3 separate regions of the Homo sapiens genome follow, and all the other regions are linked to region 2. Evidence: chromatin contacts called from ENCODE Hi-C or POLR2A ChIA-PET data. All regions are on one chromosome and are shown on one strand. The core of a region is the stretch at or near the end of the contact, and the rest is flanking DNA. Distances in the headings are between cores, read along the strand shown.

What was found. A loop is a pair of places that touch in the nucleus more often than their neighbours do. ChIA-PET counts read pairs that join two places held with the same protein, here RNA polymerase II (POLR2A). Pooled maps may share reads with other maps.
Region 1: a loop to region 2 is called in a map of heart right ventricle, with 16 times the contacts of the local background. The contact joins the promoter of LINC02992 here to the enhancer-like site in region 2. A Hi-C loop is called at or near these places in 60 of 168 maps with a recorded cell type or tissue (Caco-2, Calu3, GM12878 and 30 more), 5 of 37 single-sample maps with no recorded cell type and 37 of 50 pooled maps. POLR2A ChIA-PET finds 5 or more read pairs at or near these places in 1 of 52 experiments (HepG2).
Region 3: a loop to region 2 is called in a map of aorta, with 4 times the contacts of the local background. The contact joins the promoter of SLC35F5 here to the enhancer-like site in region 2. A Hi-C loop is called at or near these places in 7 of 168 maps with a recorded cell type or tissue (Caco-2, Calu3, HepG2 and 4 more) and 15 of 50 pooled maps. POLR2A ChIA-PET finds 5 or more read pairs at or near these places in 2 of 52 experiments (HepG2 and MCF 10A).

The regions. Positions count from the first base shown.
Region 1 is chr2:113,978,681-113,982,488 of GRCh38, forward strand. LINC02992 (long intergenic non-protein coding RNA 2992) reads right to left here and starts at 1,304. Exons shown (of 1, transcript NR_034130.1): 1 at 1-1,304. LINC01191 (long intergenic non-protein coding RNA 1191) reads left to right here and starts at 889. Exons shown (of 2, transcript NR_148509.1): 1 at 889-1,448. RefSeq lists an enhancer at 757-906 and a silencer at 997-1,186.
Region 2 is chr2:114,541,720-114,545,632 of GRCh38, forward strand. All of the region lies in intron 1 of DPP10 (dipeptidyl peptidase like 10), which reads left to right. Among named protein-coding and RNA genes, the nearest start is that of DPP10, 100 kb to the left of the region's middle. Within about 2 kb of position 1,817, at least 9 of the 41 ENCODE cell types and tissues checked have a DNase peak (open chromatin) inside an H3K27ac peak, as active enhancers do; they include ascending aorta, heart right ventricle, testis and 1 more, where a contact is called at or near this core.
Region 3 is chr2:113,754,147-113,757,991 of GRCh38, forward strand. It overlaps SLC35F5 (solute carrier family 35 member F5), which reads right to left and starts at 2,496. Exons shown (of 16, transcript NM_025181.5): 1 at 2,224-2,496; 2 at 1,308-1,398; 3 at 1,019-1,160. The coding sequence starts at 2,263. RefSeq lists a silencer at 2,422-2,651 and enhancers at 2,862-3,041, 3,222-3,271.

The sequences.
Region 1 (3,808 bases), core at 54-2,553, 560 kb before region 2:
TTCTTGGCTTTTGAGTTCAGGCCTTACAGAGGTAAAACCGAGTAGATGTGGGAGAACATGTGGTAAACAGATACAACTTTCCCGGGATGGGGAGAGAAAAATAGTGAAACTCCATCTCCACTAAAAATACAAAAACTAGCCCGGCGTGGTGGCACGCGCCTGTAATCCCAACTACTTGGGAGGCTGCGGCAGGTGAATCACTTGAAGCCGGGAGGTGAAGGCCGCAGTAACGCTGTTCCCTGCATTGGATGAAGTGCTCCCCACCAAACTCTCTCACCGGAGAGGGTGGGATCTGCGGGCTCCCTGGGTGGCTTGATTTCGACACCCTGTGGGCTGCCTTCCACTCTGGTACTTTCCTCTGCCTGCTGATGCTTGAAATTCCTTGAACCGGCCACACACACCTGCTTTCTGGAATCAGAACACTGGAAAGGCTTCCTGGGACGGGAGAAGAGTGATTTACATTCCTGCCGAGGTGTAAAGCTGCGGATGGCAGGTTCTCTCCTGAGAACCGGCTTCAACTAGGAGGAGGAGGTTGGAAGCAGGACCCCGAGCTGACCTGTTGACCAGGAGAGGAGTAAGCAGAAGGGAGGCAGGAGCGGGCGGAGGAGAGAAGGCCGGGGAGCCGGGATGGGGGTCACCGCCCCCGGGGAGCCGGGATGGGGGTCACCGCCCCCGGGGAGCCCGGATGGGGGTCACCGCCCCCGCCCCCGTGATGCCGAGCTGAAAAAGACAGTCTCCAGGTAGGATAATCCGTCACACTAGATGCATATAGCTTCATGCAAGAAGAGCGACTGTTGCGCTGTCTTCTACCCCCTTTGGCCGCGATCCCGTGACAATGCCGGCATCCGGGCACCAACTGGCTTTTGCGAACCGCTCTCCGCTCCCCGCCCGGATTCCGAAGCCCGGAGCCGTTTACAGTTTGAGGCGCCGTGTGCCGCCCCCTGGTGGCCGGAGGCCGTTACTGTCGCGGCTGAGGGGGCGTCCCGGTGTATCCGCAGCGCGCCCTGGCCGCCCTCTGGTGGCCGGAGGCCGTTACTGTCGCGGCTGAGGGGGCGTCCCGGTGTATCCGCAGCGCGCCCTGGCCGCCCCCTGGTGGCCGGAGGCCGTTACTGTCGCGGCTGAGGGGGCGTCCCGGTGTATCCGCAGCGCGCCCTGGCCGACCCCTGGTGGCCGGAGGCCGTTACTGTCGCGGCTGAAGGGGCGTGTCCCGGTGTATCCGCAGCGCGCCCTGGCTGCCCCCTGGTGGCCGGAGGCCGTTACTGTCGCGGCTGAGGGGGCGTCCCGGTGTATCCGCAGCGCGCCCTGTCCCGCCATATACATTCCGTGCTTTTCAAACACCCGCCGTGGGCTAAGCATGGGACCCACGTGGGGCGGGGACACACGGCGATAAAGAGCCAGGCCCTCGCTGCCAAGGAGCTTTCCCGTAACACCGATGCATCAAACAAAAGGTAGTAAAAGTGCCTGGGTTTTTGCGTTGAAATATCTTTCCCTTCAACTCCCCACAAGGTGCTTTTACTCCCCGTCATCACCACCGCCTGCCAGAGGCAGTAAACTTGGGTCCAGCGGGCCCCTGTCAAGCTGCATAACCACACAGTGAGAGGCTGTCTAGAGAAAGGCGTTTGTTCAGGAGCAGAGCGTTGCAACGGTAACACGCATGTCATAGTAAACTGTGCATATTCGAGGAGGCAGAGGAAGAAAGGAAGAGGAAGGTTTTCAAAGAGAAAGTAAGGAGGATTTCATAATTGTTTTCAAATGGTTATCCTTGGCTACAGAGATCAATAACAAGGGGTTGCCAGTCCAAGGTTAGACAGGCAGTTGCTGGGCGAATGTCCTTGTGGAGGTTTTTTTTTGTTTTTTTTTTTTTATATATATGTGTAAGGCTGTGATGGCCTTTGTGCAAGGTTATGGTTTTGTAGAGCCTTTTGTGTTAGTTTTTGTTATCAGGCATACAAGTGTGGGAGTGCTTTCTTCTTAGCTTTCCCTAGCTCTATTTGTCAAGTTTTTTTTGGTTTGTTTTTTGTTTTTTTTTCCCAAGATGGCGTCTTGCTCTGTCACCCAGACTGGAGTGCAGTGGCACGATCTCGGCTCACTGCAACCTCCACCTCCTGGGTTCAAGCGATTCTCCCGCCTCAGCCTCCTGAGTAGCTGGGAGGTGCCCGCCACCACGCCCAGCTAATTTTTGTATTTTTAGTAGAGACGGGGTTTCACCATGTTGGCCAGGCTGGTCTCGAACTCCTGACCTCAGGTGATCCGCCTGCCTCAGTCTCCCAAAGTGCTGGGATTACAGGCGTGGGCCACTGCGCACAGCCTGAGTTTTTTTTTTTTTAAAGAAAAAACATTAGTAACTCCATTTTGATTCTTACAACTTCCACACCACCTAGCACTTTATCTCCAACCCTCGGGGACAGCTGGTCTTGTAGACTCTGGCAATTCTAGACAATAACCTCACAGACAAACCATGATTACTCATTTCCCTGGGGCATGGCTGCTCTCAGCCCTTCTACATCCCCAGTCCTACTTATTTGCTTATCTCCTGGCCAGGCAAACCTCCTTTCCCCATGAAGTCCTTCCATGCCTGCTCCAAACCCACATGGCCTCTTTATTCTCAGGACTTCTCTCTACCATTATTTTTTTCGTTTTTTTTTTTTTTTTTTTTTTTTTTTAATTTTTATTTTCCAAGTAGACGTGAAGTTCCCCGATGGCTGAGGCTGTGTTACACCAATTTTCTACCCATCCTTCCTTCTTAAATTATGTCCCAGAGCTCCCAAGTTTCTCTTTTATTATGTACAGAAACTGCCTTCTTCCTTTCAAATATTGGGGCTACACTTAGGCCTCATCAACATATTCCCTCACCAGAGATGGGAAGTAGTTAAGTCAGGATAGGCTAAGTTATTGGCAGTAACAATCCTCAATCTCTGTGGGTTAAAATAACAAGGTTTATTTCTTCCTGATGTTTCACAACTACCGTGAATCACTTAAGGATAGGGTTGCCAGATTTAGCAAAGAAAAATACAAGACATTCAAATTTGAATTTCAGATAATCGGCGAATTTTTTAGTATAGGTATGTCTCAAATGTTGCATACTAAAAATTATTATTTTTTCCTAAAATTCGGGTGTAACTGGCCATCCTGTATTTGAGCTGACAATCTTGCTGAGGGGTCTGCTCCGTCTCCTCACTCAGGACTCAGGCTAACGGTGCCTCCACTCGTCAATAGCCCAGAAGAGAGAAAGGGGATGTGGTAATTTGCACACTGGCTCTTGGAGTGTTTTTGGATGGAGTAATCTACAACACTTCCAATCGCATGTCTTTGGTCAAGGCTAGCCAGGAGGCCATTCCTAACCTGGAAGGGGTGGGGAAATGAAGTCCTACCCTGTGCTCAGAAGAAGTGAGCACTAGGTTATTGGTAAACAGCCCAAATCACTACCATGGTTAGAGGTATTTCCATAACTGCTGTTAGGAAAAACTGATTTCTCCATCTTATTAAAAGAAATTAGAGGTGAGGGTGGGGGTGAAGGCAAAAGAAAAAAACCAGAAATTTGTATTAAGCATAATCTTTTTCCTTGTAATTTCTATCTAGTGGTTAACCATTGCTTTCTAGTGAGCAGAAAATAGCTTTCCATACCCACTTAAATATGTGAAAATAAGTAAATGTTGCATTCCCTTATCTTTTCTTCTCAGGATTAGGTGCCTCCCCATTTTTTTTTTTTTACCACACTTTCCTCATACGATGTAGTTTCCAGAACTTTATTTACCATTGATAATATATACTAACTGAATTGTAGCAGGCTGTATTCACTAAGTGAGCC
Region 2 (3,913 bases), core at 567-3,066:
TTTCCTATAAAATTATTAAACATTTAAAACTTGTAGAATATTAATGGCAAAACATGCTTATGCCATATGTTGAGCAAACACAGGAGGAAAGAGTATAATACGATAAAAACTATTTAAAATGTCACAGAAAAAGACTAGAAGTGAATAGTTGCTTTTGAGTAATGGGATTATGGTTTTTATTTTAATTTAAAACATCCCTTTATTATTTTTTGTAACAGGGAAAAATGTAAGTGTAAAATAAAGAATGGATTCTCAATGGGAGATTTTTTTTAAAAAACCAGTTTCTGCTTGAATATATATACATACAGTTTTTTTTCTTTCTTTCTTTCCTTTTTTTTTTTTTTTTGAGATGGAGTCTCACTCTGTCTCCAAGGCTGGAGTGCAGTGGCGCGATCTTGGCTCACTGCAACCTCCACTTCCCGGGTTCCAGTGATTCTTCTACCTTAACCTCCTGAGTAGCTGGTATGACAGGCATGTGTCACCATGCCTGGCTAATTTTTGTATTTACAGTAGAGATGGGGTTTCACCATGTTGGCCAGGCTGGTCTCGAACTCCTGACCTCAGTTGATCCACAAGTCCCAGTCTCCCAAAGTGCTGGGATTACAGGCATGAGCCACCGTGCCTGGCCGAATATCTTTATCTACTAACACCTACACTCCTTATTTGGTGGGGAATGGCATACCAGTTCTCCCCACATGCTTTCCAGAAGGCTGATTGAGTGGAACACTTGGAGCTGATGACTTGGATTTACATAAGTCTCATCTTACTAACACATCAAGGCTTTTGGATTTAAACCTCTTCAGCATCCTCTGTATCCCTAAGGAATGCAGTTTCTGCCCCTCTTATCCCTGAGTATAGAGGAGAATAAAGCTTTGGCATCAAATCGCCTTCAGTTGTGGTTGAATCCACCATTTGCTAGCCGTGTGACCCTGGGTGTCTACTTAGGCAAGGAAGACAAGCTTTCTTATCTGTAAGGTGGTAATCTGGTGAAATAAAAATGAGAAAATCTATGTTAAAAAATTCTTAGCACAGATTCTCAAACACGAATAGTTACTTAATATCTCATGACTCATTATTGCACTATGCCTCCAAAACTGAATGTGCCTCATAGTGTGGGTTTTATCAAGATTGGGATCTGCCTCTCATTTCTTAGGATGAGATCTTTCTTAGGAATACCTGTGGCTCTATTTCCTCCTTCCCCAATCATGCCTGAAACCTTGGATTGGCAAAGTCCTGCTTCATTCAAATAAGCCCTGGGTTTGCTCAAGAGAACAGTGGCTTATCTTTTCCAAGTTAATAGAATACAATTTAAATTACGTTTTCACCACAAAGACTGAGTTAATCCTGCTAGAGGCTTTTTCCATTTCCTGACCAATACGATTTGGCACTGGAGGAGACTATGGTATGTTAATAACAGTATTAATTGTTAAAATTCACTTGTTACAAAGTTTTCATTGTCTTGGTATCATTATAATTTTCCTTTTATAAGGAGAATCGACTTAAATCACTTGGCTGCTCTTTGTTCTTCCTGTTTGCTAAGCACTGGCGACGTCTTGTTTTCAGCACTTAACTGAGTGCACATCTCAGCTCTCACCTAAAGCCTTTGCCAAGGGGCTAATTTCCAACATTGACAGCATCCTCCACTCCTGCGTCCCTGAAGCAAAGCTAAAGAAAAAGTAGGAAATAGCAAGAGGGAAGAAGTAATTTCCTTCACTTCTTTCTGAGTCTGTTCATTCCTTCTTGGAATTCAGTTGAGGGTTAACTGTCTTCTCCTTTCCTGCGAATGCTTCACGCCGCCTCCTGGTGACCAAATAAAGCCATACTTTTTTTGCTGTCTTTGGAAATATTCTTCATGGCTCCTGTGGGCTGTGGGAGCAGGAAGCCAACAAAAGATAAGGTCTCAAATCTCTTCAAACAGTCCTCACACTTGCTCTGCTGCCAAGTCATTAAGCAAGCAAACTCCTCTCCCATACGGGCTGTTAACTTTTATTTGTGTAGTGCTGCTTTTAAACATGGCTGGCCTGAACTCTTTTTTTTTTTTCTCCTTGTATTGAGAAGAAACTGCCCAGCATCTGCTTTGATCACTGCAATGTCTGCTAGTCTACTAGACTTTTGGCCTATCTCAGATGACTCTTTGAATGTAGCTTGTTTTTTTTGTTGTTGGTGGTGGTGGTGGTTGTTTTTGTTTGTTTGTTTAGCCTCATTCATGTATTCATTCATTCAGGATTCATTTTTCTAATTCAACAAATTTATTTTAATCAGCTAGTATTTGACCATTCTAGATGTTAGGTATATATCAGGGAATATAGCAGTTAAAAAAAAAAAAGAAAAAATCCTTGCCCTTCTAAAGCTCACTGTCCAGTAGGGGAAGGGAGCTATGCAAGTTACTGCATATAGTGTGCCATAATGTGGTTAAGTGCTTTGGGGAAAAAGTAGAACAGGGTAAAGAAGATCAGAAGAATCAATGGGAGAGGTCTATCATTTTAAATGAAGTGGTCAGGATGGGTTCCATTGAGAAGTGAATGTGAGTCAAGACTCAAGGAACTGCAGGCATGAGCCAAAAAGCCCCACGAGGCAAGAACGCTTCAGATCCTGTGGGAGGAAACCAAGACATAGAAGCTTTTGTTCATATTCTTGGCAGTATGAGTCATTGGGGGAACACAGACTAATAAAGTATGTTTCTTGCCTTCAAAGAGTTTATAGTCTAATATAAGAAACAGGTCCAAAATAGGCAATTTCAGTAGACTGTGATTGATAAAACACTTGGCTAAGGATGCTTTAGGGGCATAAAATGGTCTGAAGAAGGTGATATTGTTAATGGCTTCTCTTTGTCAGCATTTGTTAAATGGCCTTTTGTAGAGTATAGACCACTAATTACAGAAAATAAGAGTCATTGGGGGGACTCAAATTTGTTTAGCAAGGTCTATATAAGTTAAATGATATAATAATATATTAAAATTTATACATTAAGCGTAATAATTAAGTGCTCAATTTATTGATTATATTTATATAAGCTACTACATAGCAATATATTATTAATTTATATTTAGATTGTCTCAATAGGATTAATTCATAGATTGATTATTTTAATGTATGGATTATGTAAATGTAGTTCATTATGTTTATGTCAATATATTAAATTTTTTTTTTTGAGGCAGAGTCTTGCTCTGTCACCACACTGCAGTGCAGTGGCGAGATCTTGGCTCACTGCAACCTCCGCCTTCTGGGTTCAAGAGATTCTCCTGCCTCAGCCTCCCAAGTAGCTGGGATTACAGGCGCCCGCCACCATGCCCAGCTAATTTTTGTATATTTAGTAGAGACGGGGTTTCATCATGTTGGCCAGGATGGTCTGGATCTCTTGACCTCGTGATCCGCCCACTTCAGCCTTCCAAATTGCTGAGATTACAGGTGTGAGCCACTATGCCAGGCTCTCAATATATTAAAATATTTGTTAAGTAATATGAAATTAATGTATTTTGTAAATTAAATCATTAAATAATTGATAATGAGATTTTGTGTATTTAATTACATTTTATATAAGTTAATAAATTTTAAATATTATAATTAATTTCACTTTCATTTTAACTACTTTTACAGTGGCCACTAGAAAATTTGAAATTACACATGTGGCTGACACTTTATTTCTATTTGTCAGCACTGGTCTTGATTCACTGAACAGATGGCTGGCTTCCTAGTTCCTTACCTCTTAGCATTCCAGAATGAACAAGGTTACCCCAGGTCACTGAGGGACACTGTTGAGGAGAAAAAGTTGGATTCATTGAGATCAACATACAATGTCTTTCCAACTGCCTTACCTTCTTCTTAGTAACCTGATGAGTACTTCTCATGCAGGGGATTTAGATAAAACTTTCTTAGACTTTCTGTGTGAACTGTTAGCAGGTACATGAATTTA
Region 3 (3,845 bases), core at 1,246-3,745, 790 kb before region 2:
TGGCGTGGTGGGGTGTGCCTGTAATCCCAGCTATTCAGGGGGCCGGGGCAGGAGAATCCCTTGAACCCGGGAGGCGGAGGTTGCAGTGAGCCGAGATCGCACCATTGCACTCCAGCCTGGGCGACAGAGCAGAGCAAGACTCCATCTCAAAAAAAAAAGAAAAAAAAAAAAAAACTTATATACTCATAGGATACAATGCCAATGTCAATATTTACTTAGCTACAATATGAGACCTGAGTATTAAACTGCTTCTTTTGAAAATTAGGTTCATTTTATAAATGCCAGTTTCCTGCTGTATATTCGCCTTAAAATTGCAACGTAGAAGTTGAAATGCAGACTTCTGAAAATAAAAGTTGCTTTTTATAGGGATCATTAACCAAGCAGAATAAAGTATACAAGTAGAAAGAAAAACTAGCTTGCAAATTCAAAATGCCACATTACTACCAATAGGTCATCAATAAAGACACAATTTAACTGAAGGAAACTGTCAAGATACAATTTAACTGAAGGAAAATTATGAGGTATACCATGCATCTTATAATAAGGTTTGAGTCAGCAAGCATAAATGTGGATGCAACCACTCATGGGCATTGTAACAGTGACCTATACATGAAAACTCATTATTTTTACTCATTTGTCCAAAAGCACTCTGAACCTTCTACTAAATGGTGACATTGTTTTGCATCCTGACAGTTATTTCACTAGAAAATAATATTTACAGAAAGAATTTGAATTTAGAAAAAAAGCCACGAGTTACACTTTCAAATGTAAGAAAATATGCATAGTCTCTCTAAGTAACCCTCCCTAAAAGATACAAGAAAACTGTATGAAACAATAAAAAGGATCATCCTTTCAGTTTTAACTTCAAGTGGCAATAATTCAACGTTTTTTAAAAATTCAATAGTATTTAAGATACTGCTTTTAGAAAGCAGGAGATTGTAACGGCTAGAGTTACTACAGGTTAAGAGTTAACATTGTGGCTGTAATGTAACATCATTCCTGGACCAAAGGTACATACCGAAGTAAGTTCAGAGGAAGCAACCCATATCACATCAACAAGCAGAAGAATAACAATCCCAAGAGCCATTCGCCTGCGCTGAGTGAAACCACTGTTCTGGGAATTCATTCGGTTCATGACAAATACACACACCATTTGCAGTCTGTTTTTTAGAAAATACAGATCACATTAGAGATGATTTTAGAAAAACAACCATTAAAAATGAGAACATTAGTATAACAGAAACATTTGACTTTTGTTAGCTAATGTTCAGTGTGAAAGTTACATAGAGGATAAACGTGGAATCTACCTTGTCTTAAGAGCCCTTCTGAGATCCTCAAGAGCAATGCCGGAAAACTTGGCAGATCTCAGTCTAAAAGGAGGTGAAGAACTCAGCACCCCTAAAAACAACCATGAAATTATGCTATGAAAACGTGAATAACTCAAGGTAAGATTCATCACATCGTTTTTTACTCTTCATCTTCAAACTCAAAGCAAATCAATGAAAAGGACCAAAATGTGTTAAACATACTTGCCACCTTTCTCAGTACTTTCATGGTATCCACTGCACGCTTCAGATTATACTTAGAGAGATACGCGATACGGGGCGGGCAGGGAGGGGGAGTAATATACAACATACGGCACATTTAAGAACAGTTAACTACCAGAAAATAGCTTCTCTGAGTTTCACAAATACGGAACTCCATTCACCTCTCCATCCAGAGGAATCCATCCCTGGGGACAGCGTCTAGACACTGTTTCTAAAAGTGTCTTTTCTGTCCCTGATCTGCTGGAGTGGAATTTGGTTATCGGAGAGTAAGTGATTTGCTGTGGGTCTTGAAGGCACCTTTCCAATCTCTTCAAGTGGTAAAAGAAAAGGATTCTCCATGCTCCTCCACCCACCTCTATCAAAACATCCAGTCATTTTAAAAGAAACAGCTGGGAAAAGAAATCATCCTTCTGTTTTGGAGCGGGGAAGACAGTTAAGGCAGCGACGCCTCCCCGGGGAGCCGAGGCGAGGGCGCACGCACGGCTTCCTCAATTGCCAGCGGTGGGCGCAGGGCTCCGGCGCCCCTGTCAGCTCCCGCTCCCTCCGCCCCTAGAGACCTTCACGGTTTCGGTCAAGGCGCTCCTGCTGCCACCGAGGGCAGGAGGTGGTGCTGCTGGTGGGCACTCCGTCCCGGTTTGGGCTCCGGTGATGTCGGGGCCCTTCCCTGCCTGCCTACCTGGCCTTCCTGCCCCGCGATGGCGTCGTGGCGGCACCATGAGCGGACCGGTCAGGCCCCGCAGCCGCCCAGCGCCACGGCCGCGGCCTCGGACTCACAGAGCTGTCACCGCGCCTGACATCGCGCCGCACTGGAGGCCCAGCTCCTGAAGACGCGGTGCCCCTCAGGGAGAGGCTCCCGACACCACCCAACTCCACTCGGCCCAGGAGGGCGTGGAGCGGGTGAGGGGAAGGGACGGCACAGTCAGCTATGGCCGCGGAGGCCCGGAGATCTGCTCTGGCCCCGGCCCCGCCCCCGGCTTGCCCTCCGCGCGGCCCCGCCCCCAGTCCCCAGCCCGGAAGCGGTGGCGCGCGGGTGACGTCATAGGGGCGCGACGGCGGACTGCGCGCGGTCGCGTATGCAGCGAGGCTTGGCGGAGCTAGGGGAAGTAATGCGAGGCTCTGGTCGCCGAGCGAGGGCTCGCGGCGGCGAGGCGAAAGAAGAGAGAAGATAGGAAGAAGGGAAGTAGGGCGAGGTGGAGGAAGAAGAGGAAAGCGAGCGTGGGTGTCTGGGGCAGAGCAAAGGACGAGGGAGTGGCTAAACCTCCGCCCGCCTTAGAACGAAAGCTGGCCGTTCCGTTTCACAAACTGCGAACCTGAAACTTCGGATATCCCTTTCTCGATGACAGCCGAAACGCAAAGTGGCTTAGAGTACTTTTGATTCTTGAAACCTTTTGTATATAAACAAGATCTCAGCTCTAGGAGTTACAACCTACATCCTAGGCCAAGCTACTTCAACTTCTCTGGTCCTCGGTTTCCTTGTCTACGATAATGATAGTACCTGCCACATTGGTTTTTTGTGTGTATGCTAGGATTGCATGAGTTTACATATGTGAAGGACGTAGATCAATTCATGGCACATAATAAGAACCTCACAGACGTCAGCAATTTTTTGTTCGTTCGTTTGTTTTGAGACAGGGTCTTTCTCTGCCACCCAGGCTGCAGTGCAGTGGCACAATCACAGCTCACTGCAACCTCTGCTTCCCGGGCTCAAGCGATTCTCCAGCCTCAGCTTCCAGTGTAGCCGGGACTACAGGCGCAAGCCACCAATGCCCGGCTAATTTTTATATTTTTTAGTAGAGACAGGGTTTCGCCATGTTGGCCAGGCTGGTCTCGTACTCCTAGTCTTAAGTGATCCGCCCGCCTCGACCTCCCGAAGTGCTGGAATTACAGGCATGAGCCCTGCCAAATGTTGGCAGTTATTAAACTGTATAGATTTGTTCCTTAAATATTTTGACTATTCCATGAGAAAGGTTTGTCCAGCATCTTGATTTCTATCTACAAAACAAAAACAAGACTAAAGGGTTCAGTAATTTAACATCTTGGTCAGATGGCGTGAAGAAATTAAATTTTCTTACTCCTATAGTCGCGATGTAGTGTACCTCTTACCTTTTAAGTCTCGTTTCAGTGAAGTTGAATGCATATTCTAGCAACTAATAAAACAATACCAATGAACATTTTTTAATTGATCGAATCAGTTTCAAACTATCAGCATCAAACACCTCTAATAAGTCATTCAGAAACCTATTGTGCAGAGTAAAAAAAAAAACCAACCAGGCCGGTCGCGGTGGCTCATGCCTGTAA